3 separate regions of the Mus musculus genome follow, and regions 1 and 3 are each linked to region 2. Evidence: chromatin contacts called from ENCODE Hi-C or POLR2A ChIA-PET data. All regions are on one chromosome and are shown on one strand. Each heading gives the region's core, a stretch centred on a gene start or an enhancer-like site at or near the end of the contact. The rest is flanking DNA. Distances are from core to core; before and after follow the strand shown. Region 1 has its middle 79 kb from the start of Gm14634. Region 2 holds the start of Usp9x (ubiquitin specific peptidase 9, X chromosome). Region 3 holds the start of Ddx3x (DEAD box helicase 3, X-linked).

Region 1 (4,563 bases), core at 1,850-4,349, 230 kb after region 2:
TAATACATCAACTCAGATTCATATTTGGCTCACTCTGAAATCCATCTTTGCAAAAGCCATGAATCCTGGTGGGGATTCTGGCTAGGGATTTCTGAATGCAGCTCTTCAGGCAGCTGCCCACCTGGGATGGAGCTGGGCATCTATTTCAGGAATAAGAGTTTCTTAGTTTCAGCCCGGGCAGTGGTGGCGCTCGCCTTTAATTCCAGCACTTGGGAGGCAGAGGCAGGTGGATTTCTGAGTTTGAGGCCAGCCTGGTCTACAAAGTGAGTTCCAGGACAGCCAGGACTGCACAGAGAAACCCTGTCTCGGAAGAAAAAAAAAAAAAAAAAGAGTTTCTTAGTTTCTTGAAAGCTCATATCAGTGGGTTACGGATGTGGCTCAGTGGTAAACTGGAGGCTTACCCTGCACCAGGGAACCCTGCATCTCTTTAGCCCGAAATAAACAGACAAATACATATAATTAAAAAAAATTATACAGTGTAACCTGCCAATCAAACTCCTGGTATTTATCCTAGAAGAAAGAAGGTTCCCGCCCATGCAAAGCCCATACAGAAATGTTCATAGCACCCATCTATAATAACCTAAAACTAAAAGCAACTAGGTTCTACCTCAGCAGATAAGTGGCCAGCCAGAATGTGGTACTCTGGACCACGTCATTTTCACTAGAACAAGTATTCTCCCTGGTTTTAATTATTTTGGGACAGGTTCCCATATAGTCCTGGGGTGGCTGAGGCTAGCCTTTAACTCTTGATCTTCCGGCCTGTACCTCCTAAATGCTAGGATAACAGTGTGTAACAGCATACCTGACTTATTCAGGGCTAAGAATCAAACCTAGAGCTTTGTGAATGTTAGACAAAGCACTCCACAAAAAGACCTATAATCTTTACTTTGATGTAGGCGAAAATTATTTTATTAATAATATTTAAACAATTTATTTTTATTGTGATGGATATATAAGTTTACACAAAGGACCAAATCATGCAGACACCTAAAACTACATCCAGTACCATGTTCAAGAGCTCACACATTCACACCCAAGTAACACTGGAAAATGTTATTTTCTTCCTTTTAAAAAGTGTGTGTGTGTGGGGGGGGGGCTGGTGAGATGGCTCAGCGGTTAAGAGCACTGACTGCTCTCCCAAAGGTCCTGAGTTCAAATCCCAGCAACTACATGGTGGCCCACAACCATCTGTAACAAAAATCTGATGCCCTCTTCTGGAGTGTCTGAAGACAGCTACAGTGCACACACATATAATAAATAAATAAATAAATAAATAAATAAATATTTTTTTAAAAAGTGTGTGTGTACGTGCGTGCGTGCTCGTGCAAGCACTTGTACATGTGTGTATGTGAGTGTGGAGGTAAGAGGAGGACACAGGGTATTCCCCTCCATCACTATGTGCCATATTTCCTTGAGACATATTCTCTCAATGAGCCTAGATTTGGGCTGAGAACCTCCAAGCCCTGGTAATCCTCCACCCATCCCCACCCCCACCCCCAGCACTGAAGTCAAGTGTATATGGCCACATCCAGGCTTAAAAAATAATTGTATGAGCCGGGCATGGTGTTGCACGCCTTTAATCCCAGCACTTGGGAGGCAGAGGCAGGCGGATTTCTGAGTTCAAGGCCAGCCTGGTCTACAGAGTGAGTTCCAGGACAGCCAGAGTTACACAGAGAAACCCTGTCTCAGAAAAACCAATAATAATAATAATAATAATAATAATTGTATGTATGTGTATGACGTGTGTTCATGTTTATATGTGAGGGGACACACATATGGAGGTCAGAGGACAACTTTGGGTGACTTTCCCCCTTGTGACTTATAGTGACATTGGAAGCCTATTAAAGGAAAACTATTCTTGGTCAGGAGAATGGAATCTCTCTCTGGGTAGAGACATGGCATTGTCCCTTGAATTAATCCAGTTGGCCTGCTTATTATATAATCCAGTGCTCTGGCCAAGGACCACCCCTCAGGAAGTCGGGTTCACTGGATCTATGCTAGAGAGACAGGTGGAATAATGAGCCCTTTAATCAGCTGATGTATTTTCCCTCCCCAAAGCAGTTGCTAAGGAGCTTCCATGAAGTCTATCAAAGTATAAATTTTCCTTTTTCTTCTTCTTCCTCCTCCTCCTGTTCATGGAGCCTAGGTAAGACTGGTCTACACAGTTCCAGGAAAGGCAGGGCTACGTACAGAGACCCTGTCTCAAAGCGGGGCAGGGTCAGAAAAAGGAGTTTTAGTCAACTTGACCACCTTGGGAAAAGGGACAAAGAAATCTGTCCTCTGTTCTTGTGTCGTCATGCTTCCACTCCCATCCTCCACTGCTTCAGTCTCTCCAGCAAGGTCACCTGACAAGACAGAACCTGGTCTCCATTTCAGCTCTCAGCCTTCCCTTTTCTGAGTATGAGGTTCCTAGGGAAATTACAATGTTAAGAGTGTCTGTTGTTTCAATAGTCTGTTTGCTACAATGTCTCTTTCCAATATCCTCTTTCCTGCCTAGCAGGCTGGCTACAAATGGGTGGTGGTTAGGCGGGGTGGTGGTACGGTGGTGGTGATGGTGGGATATTCCTGGGGCACACCTTTCCTCCATTCCAAGAAACCGACCATGGTCACTAGCTGCCCATCAATTTAGTACCAGATTCTCAGACCGGACTAAGGAGATCAGTCCGTGCATTTGATTTCAGAAACCGTGAGACTGGAGGTCATCGTGCCCCTTTCACTGGAGAAATGGTGGGAAGAAAGAAACGCGTCATTACAATCGTTAAGGCTGTCTCTTTGTCCTTGGTGATACAAACTAGTTTGCTGAATTGGCTGCTGTAATGAAAAAGGGGGTGGGGGGAGAGATTGAGATTTTTCCCAAGCGTGGGAGGTAATTACTGGAGAAAGGTTGCGCGTCTGCGGCGAGCAGGTTACACCACACGAACAAGAAAAACGCGGAGCATTTTTCTAGCTAATAATGCCCATCCAAAAGCAAAGGGTGGGAGGACCCTGCGGCCCCGCAGGCCTGTGCTGCCGACAGCAAGCTGCTTGGACTGGATCCAGGATGCTGCTGGCAGCTGCCCATTGCTCACACGGAGGGGGAAGGGGTGGAGACTCAGCTGGAGCAGGAACAGGGCTGCAGCTCCTTAAACGCCCCAGCTTTTGCAGGCATTGTCATTCCAAATCCCAGCTCCCTTAGGGACTTCGTCCAAGAACTCAGGCTGGCTGTCTTTGCTATTTAGGACTAAAATAAAATTCCCTGCTTCTGTAGGATGATTTGGTAGTAGCTCTGCGTAAATCAGCTTCTAGCCCTTTAAAATTTTTTCGTTCTTTTCTTCTCTCTGGTCTGCAACAGATGCTTGAAATTCCTCTTTGGCAAAAGGAATTCTCCTTTGCAGCCTTCGCTTTTAAATGCAAATAAGGCCGTGTGGGGAAAGTGAATCGGTTTGTCTGAGGATAGCATGTGGATGCTTGCACAAACATAACACGAAATGAAAATGTTGTAAAGGGCTTTATGGGGGGGGGGTCTGCCTGCAAGACCACCACCAGTCTAGCCCGTTGGCAGAATAATTCCATTTGGTCACATGCTCACTTAGGCACTTTTTTTTTTTTAAATCACTTTCAATTATGTCTGTAAACGCCAAGTGCAGGTGCTCTCAGAGGCCAGAAGAGGGCATCAGATCTCCTTTAAGCTGGAGCTACTGGTAGTTGTTGGGGAAAGGAACTCCAGTCCTCTGTAAGAGAAGTAATATTCTTAACCACTGAACCATGTCTCCAGCCCTCCCCAAACTTTCTAATTAAGGGTTACTAAGTACAATAAGTTTGAGATAAGAACTGCCCCACCCCCTGGCATACCACACCTCCCCGTGGGCATGGGGTGGGGGGGTCCGCTCTCGAAAACACACACACACACACACACACACACACACACACACACACAGTTCCAGTCGCTGAGCCAGGCCCTGCAGGTACAAAGAGATGGTTCCTCACAGAGAGGTTCAGGGAATCAAATGTGTAAAGAGAGGGCAGTTACAGTATCAGGTTTCTGTTAGAACCATGCTGACCTGGCACATGCAGTGGAGACTGGGTTAGGTAGTCACAGAAGGCTTCTTGGAAAGGGCATGTCCTAGTGTTAGAGAAGCGATATGCTTTCTCAGTGAGAAATCAGTCCTCAAACTAGAGGTGAATGAAAGCTCTTTAGTAGCGGTTAGCCAATTGGGGTTAATGCCCAAATAAGAACTGACCCCCATCAGAAGGTTTCTATAAACTTTAGGATTATACAGTCCATGAACATTGTCATCCTTAAATCTTTTTTGAGTCCTAGCTCCAGGTTACACTTTAAACAATTTAAACACAGACAGGAGACTGTAACTTTGGTCCCTTAGGCAGGGAAGAGGTTCACACAGCAAAGATACTGCATATTGCTAGAATTATTTTTAAGTACACCAGTGGTCTTTCTTTCTTTCTTTCTTTCTTTCTTTCTTTCTTTCTTTCTTTCTTTCTTTCTTTGAATAATTGTTCCAGGTGGGTCATCTTGTTAGAGGTATTCTTTGGGAATGAGAATCAGGGATTAATGACTGGTTGTAT
Region 2 (4,952 bases), core at 716-3,215:
AAACCCCACAATTCCTTCATTTACAATCAACGACCCTCTGTGGCAATTACACACACCTGTAAACTGTGGCTGTGAAAATTCAATTAACGGTGTTAACTACAGAACTTTCAAAATAATTTAAGCACGTCGTATCTAAAAATCTTATCTTCCAGTCTCTGAAGAAATCCAAACAGAAACAAAACCCCCAGCTTCGCACCTGTTTAACTTAAATATTTCACAATGAATGAAAAACAAGCCATTTATCAAGCCTGCAGCCTCACATCACCAGCATCTCAAGGTTTTATCAGTTACAAACTTGCACATACTAGTATTTCCTTTCTTCGTCTTCGTTTTTTCCTCCTCCTTCAGGAACAGCTAAAAATACAAAGGTGGTCGGTCTACTGTCGCTTGGAAGCGATTTCGGCATCAAAACATCCTTCCGGGCCTTTGGCCCACCGTGAGCAGCCGGAGGGGGCGAGGGAGGTGTGGGGGAGCGATAACCGGCTCGGCCTTCTCAGGGCACTGGGCCGCTGAGCGACTGCGGGTTATCGCGGGAGGGCGGCGAGGAGGCCAACTCGTCCGCGGGCCTGATAGCCAGGCGTCGCCGGGGCCTAGCGCTCCCGCTCCAAATCACTCCACCTCAGTAATGGCGTTCGGTGTCAAGTGGAACAGGCCGAGGGCGTCCGCCGCCGGGTTAAGGGGCGCGCGAACCAACCGTCCCCGCCCCCGCCCGCGCCGTGCCCGCGCCCCCGCGCGCTCCCGACCGACCTCCCGCGCGGGTGGAGGGGCGGCACGGCGCGCCGGAGTCTCCATCCTCCTCCTTCTCCTCCTCCTCCTCCTCTCCACTCCCGTCAGGCAGGGAAGGGGGAGGAAGGGGGAGGGCCGGAGCCGTCAGCCATTTTCCCTGCCAGTCCAAAACACACACGCACACACAGCGCCACGCTCACTCACGGACACGGACACACGCTCGCGGGACGCCGGCCGCGCGCACCACGGAGGCTCGCGCGCGCCCGCGACGGCCGGGGCTCGGGGCGACCCCCAACCCCGGCAGCCAGGCCCCCAAGGGAGGACCGCTTACGCACACACACCCCCTCGCGCCGTCCTCCCCAGCCCTCCAGCCAGCCGGAGGCCCTGGGCGCCGCCGGGCTCGGTACTCACCAAACACAACCCGGGAGTCTCCTACGAAGCGGGCCACGCGGAGGCGGGAGACGAGATGCAAAAGCTCGATCCCGGGACCGGGCCTAACCTGGGAGCATCCCAAGCCGGGGGCTGGCGAGGGACAAAAATATGAGAGGCTGCGGATGGCGGGCGGGCTCGCGACGCGCGACGCGTACCGACCAGGGGTCTGGCCCTCACCCTGGCCGCCCTAGGGCAGCGGTGACCACGGCCGCCGCCTCCCTCTCGGCCGGCCGCAGCCCTCTTCCCCCTTCTCCCCTCAGGCTCGGGCGCTGAGCTCAGACAAGCTCCGGGCGGTGCGTTTCTCCTGCGTCACCTCCTCCTGCTCCTCCTCCTGCAGCGGCAGTTTCACCTTCCCCTAGTCGCCGCCTCTGTCCCCCCACTCCAGGCCTGCTCGCTTAGCTACCGCTCCTGTCCTCACTCCCGTCACCCACCCCAAGCCCTGGGGCGGTAAAGGCGGCCGCCTCCCTGGAGGGCGAGGCGGCGGCGGCCGACTCCCGCGAGGCCTGGGAGCCGGTGCAGGCAGGGAGGGGGTTCGCTGGGACAGGGAGGAGGGCCCCAATGGGCCGTTTACCGAGAGCTTGCGGCTCCGCCACCGGCGGACTCTAGCTTCCGCAGCCTTGGGTACCACAGCCTCGTCAATATGGCGAACCCAACAAATCAAGAAAGAAAAGAAAAGACAGAAAGAAAAAGAAAGAAAACCCGCACGGCCGGTGGTGGTGGCGGTGGCGGTGGCAGTGTCGGAGGCGGCGGCGACGGCGGCAGCAACAGCAGCGGCAGCGCAGACTCCCACTAGTCTCAGCACCGCCCAAGGCTCAGCGCTTCTCCGCCCCCATCAGGGCCCTCCCCCTCCAAGCCCCGCCCTCAGCGCCCGGCCCGGCCCCTCCCCTTGCCCAGCCCCCCTCTGGGCCAGCTGCCCCCTCTCCCTGTCCACCTCAGGCTGTTGAGGGAAAGAAAGGAAGAGCGCTGTGGGCCACTAGGGGGCCCAGACAAGGCCCCGTCGCCTGGAACACTGCGAGCTGGGTGGGGGAGGGGAAGACAATGCTAGGGAAAGATCGTACCATCGCTTCCGGACGGCCACTGCAGGGGGTCATGCGAGGGAGCCAGAGACCCTTACAAACCGTAGGGGACCGAACCGAGAGCTGACGAAGGACTCGGACCACTCCAAAGAGGAGGGTGGAGTGGGGGGAAGGGAGAGATCCGGCATGCGGCCTGGGCAAAGGGACTGACTGTCGGGAATGGCAGGGATGTGGACAGGAAAGGGTTAATAAGCACGCAAGCTGCAGCCGCGTCGCTAGTTTGACTAGGGCTGCTTGTTTTTGTTCCATTGTGAACCATGGCCCCACCATCCAGTGCCCGGATGGTGACGTCACCGGCCTCCCCCTTTTCCGGGATGGTTCGGAGGATTGGTTGGGGAGTGGGGGGGGGGGGTGACGGAAAGACTAGATTCCTGGGTCCCGGTGCTAGGCGTTTGCACCCGCCTTGCTTGAGGGTCTCGACTGCGCAGCTGACCCATGTCACGTGACACGAGGATAGGACAAGCCACAGAGCAGTGGTGCCAGGTCCTGAGGGTTTGGCCACCTGCACCCAGCCGATAGGGGGAAGGTGTGGCTTGAACTCCAGAGCGGGGTCGCGGGGGGTGGGGGGAGCTGCTTCCCACTCCACTTTGAGGGAGGCGCTTTAAGCAGCTCATTCACACGATCCTGCAGCATCAGTACCTAAAAGCATTTCGTCAGTCTTAAAGGCATAGTGACTGGGACTGAGAACATTTTGGACACCGGAATCCTTACAACAGTAAAGACAAAAAATTATACACCGTCCTAGACACCTTAGCTACTCAGTAATACTAAATGTAGCAAAATGAACTTCTATTGCCATATCATCAACACCATTCAGTGTGAGAACCTGGGAGGGACTTATGAACCCATCCGCTATGTCAGGGACTATTTTCTGCATATTGAGACTCCGAACTATAAGCTGCGGAGGAAGAACTTAACAGAGCAATCTCAAACGTTGTAGGTTTGAAACGATTCTATAATTTACCTAAAATTCACAAATGAAGAGAAAATGAATACAATTACTGATCGATATTTCATTTTGACTTAAAAATGCCTGTTGGCAGCAAATCTTTAAAAATCATTATAAAATACTATAAAGTTAATTACATTTCATATAGAATAGATGAACTTATGCTATAAGCAGTCATTTCTTTAAAAAATTTTTTTCTATTTATTTCATGTATGTGAGTACACTGTACCTGTCTTCAGACACAGCAGAAGAAGAAATTGGAACCCATTACAGATGGCTGTGAGCCACGGTGTGGTTGCTGGGGATTGAACTCAGGAGCTTTGGAAGAGCAATCAGTGCTCTTAACCGCTGAGCCATCTCTCCAGCCCAACACAGTCATTTCTAATAAAGGAATATTAAATGGAATCCCAAAGAATTTAGGGGACAGCATGTTGCCGGTGTAATTTTTTGAAACCATTTCTCTATACAGCACAAGACTGTTTTCACCACAAAACTAATAGCTTACCCTAAACACATTATTTATAGTCCTTATAACTCTTACCACATGCAATCTTATTTATATAATTACTTCCGTGCATGCTTTCCCTTGCTTATGGAGCCTCCAGAGAGAGCCTACCAACCATGTAACACTCTTAATTTGCTAAGTACATGGTATGGTGGGTTTATTTAATCCTCAGAACCCTCTGAAACAGACGGATAGGTATTTCTAGCCTTGACTTTAGATAGGAAAACAAAACGGTTAAATCATCAGTTTAAGATCAACAAGCCTGGTAAGCACATGTAGCTCTTTTAGCCATATCTAAAGTGCATCCTTAACAGAAATGTCCACAGTAGCCAATTCTATTCAGCATTATACTTGAGGTTCTAGTCAGAGAAGGAGAAGAAATGAAAGATACCCAGATAAGAAAGGAACAATTAAAACTTTCCTCACAAATAACATAATCTTACTCAGGGAAAACCTTAGGTAACCCAATATAAAAAAAAAAAACAATAAAACTAATACATGATTTTTAACAAGACTAAGGCTAGAGATTTGTCTACCTCCATTCATCCTCTCACAAAAAAGCTATCACATTATACCCTATAAATATGATTACTATGTGTCAATTTAAAATAACAATCTAACTCTTTTTAGACAACCTACAGAATGTTTTTTAAAGTCTCTGTAAATCATTTATCTAATAAGGAATTAACATCCACAATATTAACTTCAACTCAACAAACAGCAAAACAAAACCCTTCAATAAAGAAGTAAGCAAAAGGGTGACTTCTAGGACATCCAGGACTACACAGAAAAACTCTGCCCAAAGTACCAGCAAAACCAAAAATAAAACAAAACAAAAAAGCAAAAGAGGCTGGTGAGATGGCTCAGTAGGTAAAGGTGCTTGCTATGAAGCCTGACAACCTGAGTTTGATCCTTGGAGCCCACATGGTGGAAGAAGTAAATAGGCTCCTTCAAGTTGTCCTCTGAACTCTTGTAATGCATGTATGCATGCACACGTGCGCGCGCGCGCGCACACACACACACACACACACACACACACACTTTTTAAAATGTAAAAACTAAGCAAAGGGAAATGGGTAGAAGGCAGTTACAGTTGTCTGTTATCCCAGCACAGCAGAGGCAAAGGCAGAGGCCGAGGCCAGAGAGGCAGAGAGGCAGAGAGGCAGAGTCAGAGGCAGGACAATGTTCTGTTTAAGTCCAGCCTGGGTTATACAGTCAAACTCTATCTCAAAAAGGTAAAATTAAAATTTAAAAATGAAAATAG
Region 3 (4,586 bases), core at 214-2,713, 210 kb before region 2:
CCACTCCGAATTCCTAAGCTTTCGAAGTTAAATCCACTACCAACTTATGAAAGGCTCTTGGAAATATAATTTCCAATATAGTTCAACAATAGTATCATTTTAGTATAAGTATCATTTAGAATGGAAAATGTTACCAGTGTCCCTTAAGTTACAATGTGTCACAACATGGAAGATTTACTGTAGCAGGTCATAGGTCAGGCAGAAGGCACCAGACCCTCATCTCCTTGGCCTCTAAATCTAGAAATGGAGTCTCGATTAAGTAATCAGAAACCAGGCCTGACCAATCTCCCAATTTTACTTCGATGGCAGCAACAAGTTATCTGTTGCCATATTCTGGGCATTTTGCCTCTAGAGGATCCCAGAGTGGGCCATCACTCGCAAGGCGCGTGGTCCTCCCTTGCGCCCAGGTAAAGGGCGGGCGTGCCCGGCTCGGGCCGCGCGGTCGTTTCCTGGAGCCTAAGGCTGAGCAAGGGCCGCGCCGGGTGGCTCGCGTCACCGCCAAGCCCGGCGCAAGTGCGCACGCAGCGGCCCTGGCCTCCCTCCCCCTCCTCCCCCCGCCCAATCCGCCCTGAAATTTCTGCGTCACAAAACTTTCCACTCGGGAACCGCGGCCTCCCCTGCCGCGACGCACCGGGCCGGCGGGGCCGAAGCAACCCAGCTGGCTTGCAGGCGAACCCGCTGGCGGGCAGACCCGGGGGGATGGGGATGGGGGTGGGGGGGCGACCGCGCAGCACCGCCGGCCTGCGCCACACAAAGGAGGCCGCCGCCATTAGCCCGCGCAGAGGCCAGCCCCCCTCCCGCGGCGCCCCCTCCCACATTCCAGCGCCGCGGGGCCACTCGGCCAGCCCGCGCGCCGCCGCCAGCTCCCTAATTTCCAAACCACAGCCACTGGGGCCATGGAAGCCCAAAGCCCCGGAAATCCGGGGCCAAAACCATCCACCCGGGCCCCGCCACGCCACGCGGGGCAATCTCCCCCCCCCGACCGCCCCGATCCCCACCTGCGGGTCACTAATCAACCAGGGGACGCGCGTGCGCCCGAATGCGCGCGCCCCCTCCCCCTCCGCTCGCCTGCGCACAGACACAAAAGCCGCCATTGTGCTCGGGCCAGGGACAATACCGCGCACCGAGCCGAGCCGGAGGAATCACCGGCTCTAGCACTCCCCCCGCAAGCATCCAGTCCCTCCAGAGCCCCTAGCCACTGGCCACCCGCCGGCCCGAGCCGTCCAGGGAGACGGGAAGGCAAAAAGCAGAACTTAAAGAGCTGCGCCACAAGGCAGGCTAGGGCAGGGGGCAAAGTGATGCAGCGACCCCCGCGGCTCAGGCTCACCTGCTGGTCCAGCCCGAGCGCATTTTCCACTGCCACATGACTCATCCCTGAAGAGTACCGAGAAATCGGAGTCTTCCGCTGCTGAGCAAAGGCTGCCTCTACCGCAAAGGCCCTCTCACGGGAGAACTGCGGCTTTGAAGCGCACCGCGCGGCCACCGACCTTATATACCGACTCGGAGGACTGCTACGTCAGCACGTAAGACGTGTGCCCTCCTCTCCCGGGCGGCCGGCCACTGCCGTTAGGAGCTCTGCCTGCTTACGGTGCGTTGCTCGGCTGAGTCCCGTGAGATTTCCTAATCAGTCCAGTTACCCGCGTCCTCGTCGGCTCATAAAGAAGCCTTGGGTATATGTGGTTCTGGTTCTCCTGGGTTTGCTATCCCCTGGTCTCCACCGGTCCCCTAATCTTACTGTTTTCTCGAGATCTCGCGAGAAATGATTGCTGACCGTCCTCTAGCCTTAAGGCCCTAAGCTTTAAACTAGGTTGATTGGCTGCTCCTCCCCTGTGTACCCAGTTTTCGTCCTTCTTTCTAGCACTCGTCCCTTCCTCTCCGTCCCCGGGCGTGGAGATGATGCAGTGGGCTTTGTCTGGCCTAACTAATGAGCCCTGGCTCTGCGTGGAGGGCAGTGGGATCACGTGACCGTGGGTGTCCAGCAAGGTGGCCATCTTGTGAAGAAGGGAAACTCGCTTGACTAGTGCTGGGAATGGGAGGGAGGGACGGGAAAACTGCGGGAGGGCGGGGAGGAGAAAGGGGGAAGGGAACTAGAAATGAGAAGCAGAAAGGTGGAAGGCTGCATGGTGACCCGAGTCCATCTGAGCAGGGACTGTAGGGGATGTGCGGGTTGCTGTAGGCTTCAGATCGCCGTTGCCTATAGATAGCATCACTCCCACAGCCCCACTCTGAAGGAACAATAAAACTATCTCACGCGAATCTAGAGCCGGCAATCCAGGACCCTCCCGGGACCCGGAGCCTCTCTCGTTTGTGAAAGAGTCACTTATTGTAGGCCCCTGTGTCCTTCCGCGTGGCATTCCTGGCACCAGCCTGTGGCTGTTGGCACAGTAAGGGACCCCAGGGAGGCGAGAATGTGTGACTGGACACAACCTGTGTCTCCCTGACCGAGATAACTTGCCTCAGGCCTCTCTCTCCACTAGACAGAATATGGAGGAAAAAGGGGTCTGTCATCAAACGGGCCGATTCTGGTGGACCCCGCTTCTAGGCGGACCACCCCCCAAGACTCAGCTTCAAAAACACATACCCTTAAACAACAAAACCAAAAGAATATATTGAGCCCTCAGCTTTTAGGCAATGGCAGCACACAAGTTACCTAAAAGATACTCCTTTCTGACCCTCAGTTTCACAAATAAAACACAGGACTCAGCACCCCCCCCACCTCAACCCCAAACCCAACCCCCCCACCAGGGGCCTTCTGCTGCCAGAATTCAAACAATTACTTCTCATCACATAGTTTACTGTACAAACTCTTCTACTTTTCCAGTTTGTAAAATTGAAACTGAACTTTTAAAGAGATACGGAAACAATAAAACAATCCCTAGGCAAGTTGCTTTTCGGCTTTTGTTCTCAATTTTCCTCCTCTATAAAAGAGACCACTAGACTTCAAACCCCTGTTGTTTTTACTATTCATTTTGTGTAACAATTGAATGTTGCTTTTCAGTTAATGATGGCAGCTACATTTGAAGCCAACCTAGATGATGATGTGGTTTTGTGTCTACATGGGTATCCAGTGGACCAATTCTCTCATATATGGAATTGATCTAGCACGCCTGGCTCTGTTGACCACATACCAGTAGTCCTCAGCAGTATTAGCACCCTCAGATGCACATATTTCCATAGTGCCCCTTTGAAAACCATTAGACCCAAGGATTCCTATCGTCCTGTGGTGGTTTGAAGAATGAGCCAGCGCACGTATGCATGCGCGCTTGCGCACAAGCAGGCGCGTGCGCCCGCGCGAGCGCGCGCACACAGACACACACCCTCCCACTCCCCCATTCAGGTTTGAATACTTGGTCCTGAGTTGCTAGAACTGTCTAGGGAGAATTAGGACGTATGGCCTTGTTGAAGGAGGTGTGTCACTGGAAGTGAGTTTTGAAGTCTCAAAAGACTCCTGGATCCCAGTCCTCTTTGTGTGTGTGTGTGTGTGTGTCCCCACCTTCTGCTAGTGGTTCAAGATGTGAGCTCTCAGCTGTCCTGCCATCATATATTCTAAGCCTCTGAAAGCATAAACCCAACTGAATGCTTTATTTTATACGTTGCTTTGACCATGGTGTTTTGTCGCAGCAAATCCAAAGAAACTAAGATGGGTTCCTTTCTGCTATGAGATTTGAGGATTCACAAAGCACAGTAGTGAGATATGTTTTTAGTTTTGTTTTAGATTCCTTTTCACATAAATCTAGACAAATAGGAGTCTGTTGTTCAAGAGCTGGAGATTCTGAGCATCACTCCAATTGCTTGCCACGGGGAGGTTAACTGACAACCTGCTTCTGGGCTGTTTTACTTATGTAGACTATATCCACAGGGCACTGTCAGGGGGAATCCCTGCCCCCATCAAATATGCAGCAGGTTCCTATTTTCAATTAGCCCTGCTTCGTATACTTAATTCAAATGACTAGGGTGTTTTGTTAATAAGTTATTGTTGAAATACCAAACGTACAGGAAATTCAGTGTTGGAAAAATGGCTTAGTGGTTAAAAGCCATGCACTGTTCTTTCAAAGGACCCAAGTTACATTTCCAGCACCCACCTCAGGCTGTTTACAACCTCCTGTAACTGGCGCCAGGGGATCTGATACCGTTTTGGCCTCCATAGGCACCTGTAGACATAAACATACGTACACACATAAATAAATTTTAAAAAATCTTTTTTAAATGTACAAAAAAATGGAAAAACAAAAAAGATTCGTCTTCCAACGTATTCACTCTGAAAAGGAATAGTGTGCAGGCTTAGAGCAGCTAAACCTCCCCCCCCCCCCAATGACTGGTCTATTAAGGAGCAATTTACATCTTTTACTGTAAGTAGCTTTCTTAGTGTTCTATTGCTGTGAAGAAACACTATGACCACGGCAACTTTTATAAAAGAATGCATTTAATTGGGGCTGGCTTAAAGTTTCAGAGGCTTAATCCATTATCATCATGGTAGGCAGCATGGCGGCGCAGAGGCAGGCATGGTGCTGGAGAAGCTGAGAGCTCTGCGTTATGATGTTATGATCTGAAGGCAGCAGGGAAAGAACTGGGGTTGACTTTTTTTA

The links. A loop is a pair of places that touch in the nucleus more often than their neighbours do. ChIA-PET counts read pairs that join two places held with the same protein, here RNA polymerase II (POLR2A).
Region 1: a map of left cerebral cortex shows a loop between it and region 2 (20-fold over the local background). The contact joins the enhancer-like site here to the promoter of Usp9x in region 2. A Hi-C loop is called at or near these places in 2 of 37 maps with a recorded cell type or tissue (both left cerebral cortex). POLR2A ChIA-PET finds 5 or more read pairs at or near these places in 3 of 5 experiments (Patski and embryonic stem cell).
Region 3: a loop to region 2 is called in a map of heart, with 9 times the contacts of the local background. The contact joins the promoter of Ddx3x here to the promoter of Usp9x in region 2. A Hi-C loop is called at or near these places in 1 of 37 maps with a recorded cell type or tissue (heart). POLR2A ChIA-PET finds 5 or more read pairs at or near these places in 1 of 5 experiments (embryonic stem cell).

The regions. Positions count from the first base shown.
Region 1 is chrX:12,838,892-12,843,454 of GRCm38, reverse strand. No RefSeq gene overlaps it. Among named protein-coding and RNA genes, the nearest start is that of Gm14634, 79 kb to the right of the region's middle. Within about 2 kb of position 3,099, at least 1 of the 3 ENCODE cell types and tissues checked has a DNase peak (open chromatin) inside an H3K27ac peak, as active enhancers do.
Region 2 is chrX:13,068,511-13,073,462 of GRCm38, reverse strand. Usp9x (ubiquitin specific peptidase 9, X chromosome) reads right to left here and starts at 1,965. Exons shown (of 45, transcript NM_009481.2): 1 at 1,730-1,965.
Region 3 is chrX:13,277,899-13,282,484 of GRCm38, reverse strand. Ddx3x (DEAD box helicase 3, X-linked) reads right to left here and starts at 1,463. Exons shown (of 17, transcript NM_010028.3): 1 at 1,328-1,463. The coding sequence starts at 1,372.